Linked DNA regions of Homo sapiens: region 1 is linked to region 2. Evidence: chromatin contacts called from ENCODE Hi-C or POLR2A ChIA-PET data. All regions are on one chromosome and are shown on one strand. The core of a region is the stretch at or near the end of the contact, and the rest is flanking DNA. Distances in the headings are between cores, read along the strand shown.

Region 1 (3,771 bases), core at 367-2,866, 35 kb before region 2:
GTGGCTCAGTGCTTGAAACATATCACAGATGATCATTATTAGCTATCCTCAGTTTCACAAGGATGCTCTTAACCCATCGGCACCCAACATGCTTATTAGATGAGCGCTCACTTTGCAAGGAGCAGACCACTCCTGCCCTGGGGTGACTGGGCCACAGACACACCTTAATAATAAGGGAGACAGGGAGGGGTACCAAGTAGAAGATAAAGCAAATCCATGGGGCTATCACAGTTGATAAAGGACTTCTGCAAACATTAGCTCATTTAATCCTCACAATCATCCTATGAGAGAGAGCCTGCTATTGTTTCCTTTATGCAGATGAGAAAAACAGGTTCAGAAATACTAAGTCATTTGCCTAATTCACCCAGCCAGCAAGTGACTCCAGGACCATTGCTCTTTGTGGAGCTGGAGGTGTGAGCTGAGGCAGGGACAGAGGTCATCTGCCATTCTTTCCCCCTGTCATTGCTGAGAGGAACCCATTTCTGAGTTTGTGCAACTGTGAGTAACTCAACCCACCCTCTCTGTCAGAGAGGTGGCATATGTCCCGTGTCCACCCAATTACCAGTCAGAGTGCCCCATCTCCCAGCCACAGAGACTGGGGCATGGACAGGTACATGGCCCAGACAGGACCAATCCAAACCTCCCAGGAACCTCATGGAACTGAACCCCCAAACTTCCCACTCAGTAAGCCCCACTTCTCCCCTGGAGAGGAACCTCCATGATTCCCTGGAAGAGAATTAAGGCATCTGTGAAACAGGACACAGATACACATGTAGCCAGATGCTGAGCTGCCTTTTACAGCCTCCTCTTCACTGTTTTAAGAGCACCACTCTGCCACTTCCTGCTGTGATCTGGGACGAGTGCCTAAGCCACTCTGTGCACCCCCTTCTTCTCTGCAGAGTGAGGCTAGCACTAGTGCCTTCCCCGTAGGCTGCTGTGAGGGGTAAATGAGACGATGCCTGCAGAGGGTTCAGCACAGAGCAGGGTGTGCAGGAAGCATCAATAGCTGTCAGCTGCTGCGATCTTTTTATCTTACCCAGGCCTGCCTGCATCTTGTCACTTGTCACCCAAGTTATAATCAGCACCTAAAAGCTTCTGCTCTCTCAGCATGTATCTGTCGCTTTACTGTTGGACCAGCTGGGGGAAGGGCTGCAATCATTGAGTCCCCAAAGGCTCGCTTCCCTAGCTCCTCTCCATTCCAAAGGGGATGGATAAAAACTTAAAATGATCCCAGCTGCCATCCTTTGAGGAGTGCCTTCTTGGCTTCCTTTCTCCAAAGCATTCTCAGCAAATGGCACCTCTCAGAGGGCCCCGAGCTGAGGCACCAACCACGGCGTTCAGTGATCATTCACAAAAGTCCTCCCGGAACTGGGACCGTTCCCTGCTGAGTCTAATTCATCGGAGATGTTTTTTACATTTTCACCTTCCTCGGACTATGTGTTCTGGAGCCCTGAAAATAAAGCCTTTTTGGCATTCCATCAGTAAGGATTTCTCAATAGCCATGAACAGAAGCCAATTCTGGAAAACGTAAGAGAAAAAAAAATGTACTGAGAGAACGTGAGCCTAGCAGCACTATTCACAACAGCCAAAAGGTGGAAACAACCCAAATGGCCATCAGCTGACGAATGGTTACGTAAAATATGGTCTATCCATACAAGGGAATATTCTCCAGCCTTAGAAAGGAATGAGGCATTAACACAGGCTACAATGCAAGTGACCCTCAAACACCATTTGTTAACCAAAAGAAGCCAGGCGCAAAAATTCATGTATTGTATGACTCCATTTACATGTAATATCCAGAATAGGTACATCCAGAGACAGAAAGCAGTTTTGGTTGCCAGGGTCTGGGGAGAGACAGGAAGAGGAAGCGATTGTTTCCCGGGTAAGGGGTTTCCTTTCCGGGCGATGATAATGTTTTGGAACGGGATAGAAGGGCTGGTTGCACAGCATTGTGAATATACTAAACGCCACTGAATTGTACGCTTTACAATGGTTAGTGTAATGTGAATTTTACCATAATTTTTCACAAAAAGAAAGATCAAAGGGTTAAGATTTTTTTAAAAAAATAAAAGGAATATGGGCTGGCCCAAAAGATAAAAGGAAAGCTAAAAAGCCGGGTTTGGGAAAGGGCAGGAACCAGGGCAACCCCGTGGGTCTGGGTAGCGTGGGTGGAAAGTCGGCTAGGCGTCATCCTGCCCCAGGCAGCACCCGCCATTTTTAATCCTTGAGTCAAAGACCCACACAAACCTCAGTCCCAGGCCCAGCTCCTGACAGAAGAGGGCAGGAAGCCTGGACCAACGGTCTCTCCAAGCTGCACAAGAGAAGAGAGATGGGAAGATTCATATTTTGTTGTCAAAAGAAGGGAGACAGCGGCTGGGAAGACAAAAATATACGAATTTGTGGGGAAGGAAGCTGGAGATGTGAACTGGGGCAGGGATAGAGGTCATCCGCCCTCCTTTCCCCTGTCATTGCTCGGAGGAACCCATTTCTGAAAAAGATATCATTCGATAGCTGCCCTGTTGCCCTCGTGCAGCTGTGAGTGACTCAACGCACCCTCTCCATCGGAAGGGTGGCATATGGCCCCTGTCCATCCAATCACCAATCAGAGTGCCCCACCTCGAAGCCACAGAAACTGGGTCATGGATGGGCACATAGCCCAGGCGGGACCAATCCAATCCTCGCAGGAACTTCATGGGAAGACCCCTCTTTCTGCAGGAAGCCCCCACCTACCATCTGCAGTGCAGTGGAGCGGGAGAGTGGTGTCAGATCCATCTGAGCCAAGTGGACTAAGAGTGAGGAAGGGGAGGTTCCCCACACACACACCAAAACAAAAAAAACAAAAAAACAAAAAACAAGGTGCTGCTTCCAGAAGAAGGAATGTGAGCTAGGTTGGTCAAAACAACAGATGGTCATCACAGACATTGCCATCAGGAGGTTCACAGGACTGTGCTGACCTGCTGCCAATATCAGATCATGGGTCCCCTGGTGGTCCCAAATTACCCAGACCACTTAACCCTCAATTCCCAGCTTCTGGAAGGGGGGAGTCCAGGTCAGCAGGTGATTCAAAGATCCCCAGTTGAAGCATAGAGTATTTGAATTAGCCCCCCAGGTTGGATGCAGCACTCGGATTATTTAAATTTTATTTGCAACTCACGGCTGTCTTGCTGACACTGTAATTATTTTGTCAGGATGCTTCTTTAGTGCCAGGCTTTGCTTTCCCCCAGCAGCCTCCCTAGGGCTTGGTTCTGAACAGAAGGTTGGATGTAGATTAGCCAGAAGCAGCAGGACTGCAACGGTGCAGCAGCCGAAGCTGCTGTGTGGTGAATGCAAGATGAGGCTTGAGGGTCTCTCTCGGCTGGGCCACCTCCGTCACCTGCTCATCTCCAGCAAATCTTGTTGGAAATGACTTGCTACTGCCCAAGTATTGACAGTCAGCCCCACCACCTCTCAAGCCAAGCCAGCACCTGGTCCTGTCTATTCTTCTTCCTAAACCTTTCTCAAACTCCATCTTTTTCTCACCCATTCTTTTCTCTGCTACCATTCCTTTGCCTCCTCTGAGCATCCATCTCACCATTCTCTGTTCCTCCACCCTTGACCATCCAGAAGCCATCATTATCCCTTCAAGGATCATCTGACCTTATTATCCACTCCTTTCACCCATTATTATCCTTGGACAGCTCCCTATTGCCCTCAGAAAAAAACTCCAGCCTCCCAGCCTCCTTGGCATGGTTTAGAGGAACCTTCATGATTCAGCCACTGCCTAACTCTTCT
Region 2 (3,936 bases), core at 1,373-3,872:
TTATTTATTTATTTATTTATTTATTTATTTATTTAAGACAGAGTTTCACTCTTGTTGTCCAGGCTGCAGTGCAATGGCATGATCTCGACTCACTGCAACTTCCACCTCCCAAGTTCAAGTGATTCTGCTACCTCAGCCTCCCAAGTAGCTGGGATTACAGACATGCACCACCATGCCCAGCTAATTTTGTATTTTTTGTAGAGATGAGGTTTCTCCATGTTGGCCAGGCTGGTCTCGAACTCCCAACTTCAGGTGATCCGCCTGCCTCAGCCTCCCAAAGTGCTGGGATTACAGACGTAAGCCACCATGCCTGGCCTCTTTCAATAAGATCTGGGAACAGTCAGCCCCCAGACAAGCACAGAGAAAATATCTATATGTCTTGGGTTCCCTTTTGTTACACCCTCCTATGAAGGAGAGGGAGCTTTCGCTAATACAAATTGGATGCCTGGAGCAGACAGCCCCATAAAAGTGAGGGATGCTTGTGATTTGAAGACTCCACCAAGCAATATTGCTGAGCACTTGAAAGCCACACTCCAGGCATGCCCACACTGGGTGGTAACAGATTTCCGAGTCTCCTCTATGAAGTGACTTGTCTGGCTTTGCTGTCAGTAGTCAGAGTAAGAAGTGCCTCACAGCCCCCATCCTCAAGTCCTAGCCCCAGTCCTGGGGCTCACTGTGACAACCACACAGTCTTTCACATCCAAACTTAGACCATTTGGCTGGTCTATTAGGATCATCTAGGGAGTTTTAAAAAATACTGATACCTGGGCCTTTCCCCAAAAATTCTGATTTATTTGGCTGGCCGGTGGTGGGAAGTGTGGGTATTTTACAGCAACTCCCCAAGTAATTCTAATGCCCAGGCAAGGGTTAAACATCACCGCACTGAATCAACCACAATAAACCAGGTGCTGGGATACCCATGACAGGGGAGAATGTCACATTCATCTGTCAAACTGAAATACGAAAGTAAACCTCACCGGGTTGCTAAAAGGATTAAATGAGCGGCTCAGTACATGCCCTGCACAGAAAATACTTGGCAAGTGTTATTTCTTTCCCAGAATCAAACACACTCACTGACATTTATTGAGCCTTTTTTTTTCACCCAGACTTATGTTATCTCATTTAGTCCTCAAAACAGTTCTATAAGGTAGAGATCATCATCGTCTCATTTGTAAGATGAGAAAACTGAGTCAAACAAAGGTGACCTCATTCCCAAGGTCATCAGCTAATAATAGTGGAGCCAGGACTTGAACCCAGGGCCTTTGACTCAGAACCCCACGCTCTCAGTCCCTTCCCTGTATTGTCTTCTTGCTGACAGAGCCCTGTAGGGCAGATGAAGCCACCTACACACCACCTCCCAGCCTTTGCCCTGACCGTTCCTTTGCCTTGAATGGCAATCTCTTCTCTGCCTCTGCAAATTATAACCTGCCGAGGAAACATCCCGCTCCTTCTGGGCTCTTGCAGACCTCACGGTGAGTGCTCAGTCATCCATTCATTTATTCTTTCTCTGACTAAGCAAACATCTATTGAGCACCTACTGTGTGCCAGACACTGCGCTAGACACTGGATATAAACACTAGAGAGTCTTTGTTGGGCCTGCCATTCCGGGATGGAGACCAAAAATAAACAAAACAAACAAATGTATAACTGCACATTGCAGAGATTGCTCTAAAGGGAACTGGGAGCTTTAGCCTGACCGTGAGCACAGAAAACCATGGGGTGGTTTTAAGCAGAGGGTTGGTGTGACCAAACTTGTTTTTCTGGCTGCTGTATGGAGGATGGATTGGCTCAGGGGTGAGGGTAGAGGCAGGGAGGCCAGAGAGGAGGCTAAGGGAAGAATCCAGGTGAGACGGGAAGAGGACTGGCTCAGTGTGGAGGTGGCCTGAGAAAGAGGATGGACATCTTCCAGAGAAGCAGCTTGCTGCCCATCAGATGGGGTGGTGGGGGGGTCATTGCCACTTGCTCTAGCCCTTATGACAGACATTCTGCAGCATTTTTTACTGTGGCTTGTTTCATGACTGTATACATTGCCTCTGGAGTAATGTTCTGAATATTTAACCATCGGTGTCATGAGGGAGAGGCCAGTATTGACTAAATCAGAACAAACTGTGACTCCAGCTTTGGGCAGCATCCCCTGCTGGGCTAGGCATTAACCCTTTAGTTGCTGGATATCAGTGAGGTCCAAGGGATCCCAGGTGAACAGCCTGGGTGGAGGCAGAGGACTCTGGGGGTTTAGGATGACACTATTTGTCAGCAATATTAAAACCAAACAGCACATGCCCCCTCAGGATGCCTCCCTACTCGATTTTAAACTTCTAGGAAGCAAGGCTAGACTTAAGAAAATCAATTAGCTAGAAATTTGTCCAACAGGTATCCCATCCCTTGCAAAGACCTGGACTTCCCTGGGAAGATGTCCAGGCTGACATTTCAATTTTGCATTTCTGCAAAGAGATGCAGAGTCCTCCAGAATCAACCCCTGAGCCTATGAGGGCTACATGTTCTGTGAGCCCAGGACTCAGGAAGAGAACGTGTTATCTGCGGGGGATTGCTGCTGGCAGCCCTGGAGAGACTGTTCTGTGCTAGGGCACACCGCCTCAAGGATGCGGGGATCTTGGCAGACAGTCCTGGGGAGCCCAGCCAGGAGGACACAGCGGGAGGCAGAGTGAGCCGAGCCACTCCTCCCCAGGGTTTGTCCTGAACTTTGTCATCTTGAAATTCTGACATTTTTAATGGTGGAAAGAAATTTTAAAAGATCATGATTAAGAACAAAGAAGCAAAGAAATCTATGTGAGTGAGCACAGTTTGTTCTGGAAGGCTTTCCCTTTGCACATTCAGGTTCTCAGTTCTCCACCTGCAAAGGGGTTAGATTTGCTTTTTGTGCTCTTTGTACTTTAGAAGGATGTTCTGAAGATTGATGAGGGCCTATTAATAGCCACCATGTTAATGGTTCCCTCCCCTCTTCCTCGCCTTCCCTCACTTCCTTCCAGAGATGTTCTACTGATTTAGATAATGGAACATGCAGGCACATTGTGGAGTCTGAACTCTTCTAGCAGCCTCGTTACTATCTGCCTTCATCTTGACATCCTGGGGTGGGGCTGTTATTGTCATCTTACGGGGGCTGAGAGAGGAGTATGACCAGCTGTGGCCATGCTGCTGGTGAGAGGCAGATCTGGAAATGGAACCCAGACCTCTCTGACTCCCCAGTCCAAGTTTTGGGCTGGCTATAGATGGTCCCTAGCTCCCCCTCCCATGAGAAAGTCCATTTTAAAAAGGAAGATGCCCTAGAATTTAAAACCATGGTCAGTCTAAACTGCTTAGAAACGAAGCATGGAAGGAAAGCAAGCATGAAGTCTGGACATGCACCAGCCTGGTTTTGAATCCCCTTTTCCCACTCACCAGCTGTGTGACCTCAGGCAGAGTGTTTAACCTCTCTGGTCTCAATGCCTAGTGAAGGAACAAGGATGCTCTGGCTTTGAAGGCCATAGAAAGACAGCCCCACAGCCTAAAGGTTTCAGAAAAACAGAAAAGCCCAGTGGCTGACGTGAAGAAACTGCAACAGCTTTGGTCAGTCCCGGAGTCCAGCCTAGTTTGGTAGCCTAGTAGCTGTGGGGCTTTGGACAAGGTGCATAACCACTCTGTGCCTGTTTCCTCATCTGTAAAATGGGGACAATCACAGCCCTTGCTGTAAAGGGTGGGCATGAGAATCAAATGTGATCATTCACACCAAATCCCACCATCAGGCTGGTTCTGGGTGTCCATCCTCAAGGATGAAATAAGGTCTAGGCTGCCTGCAAAGGCCTCCAAGCATTTTGGCCATTGCAGCAACTTTATATTGCCACAGCCATCAGGATACCAGACAGTGGCGCCCTTGGTCCCTGACCTTGAGCGGTGGTTAAGAGCAAGGACTTGGAGTCAGATGTTCAGTTCCAACTCTGG

What was found. Hi-C counts contacts between places; a loop is a spot of excess contacts on that map. ChIA-PET counts read pairs that join two places held with the same protein, here RNA polymerase II (POLR2A). Pooled maps may share reads with other maps.
Region 1: a loop to region 2 is called in a map of sigmoid colon, with 4 times the contacts of the local background. The contact joins two enhancer-like sites. A Hi-C loop is called at or near these places in 3 of 168 maps with a recorded cell type or tissue (astrocyte of the cerebellum, breast epithelium and sigmoid colon) and 2 of 50 pooled maps. POLR2A ChIA-PET finds 5 or more read pairs at or near these places in 6 of 52 experiments (BJ, RWPE1, SK-N-SH and 2 more).

The regions. Positions count from the first base shown.
Region 1 is chr20:51,153,941-51,157,711 of GRCh38, reverse strand. No RefSeq gene overlaps it. Among named protein-coding and RNA genes, the nearest start is that of KCNG1, 130 kb to the right of the region's middle. Within about 2 kb of position 1,616, at least 3 of the 41 ENCODE cell types and tissues checked have a DNase peak (open chromatin) inside an H3K27ac peak, as active enhancers do.
Region 2 is chr20:51,120,162-51,124,097 of GRCh38, reverse strand. The region is part of intron 1 of LOC105372661 (a long non-coding RNA gene); the gene reads right to left. It overlaps LOC105372662 (a long non-coding RNA gene), which reads left to right. Exons shown (of 3, transcript XR_001754668.2): 2 at 1,319-1,472. Among named protein-coding and RNA genes, the nearest start is that of KCNG1, 99 kb to the right of the region's middle. RefSeq lists an enhancer at 2,623-3,128. Within about 2 kb of position 2,622, at least 3 of the 41 ENCODE cell types and tissues checked have a DNase peak (open chromatin) inside an H3K27ac peak, as active enhancers do.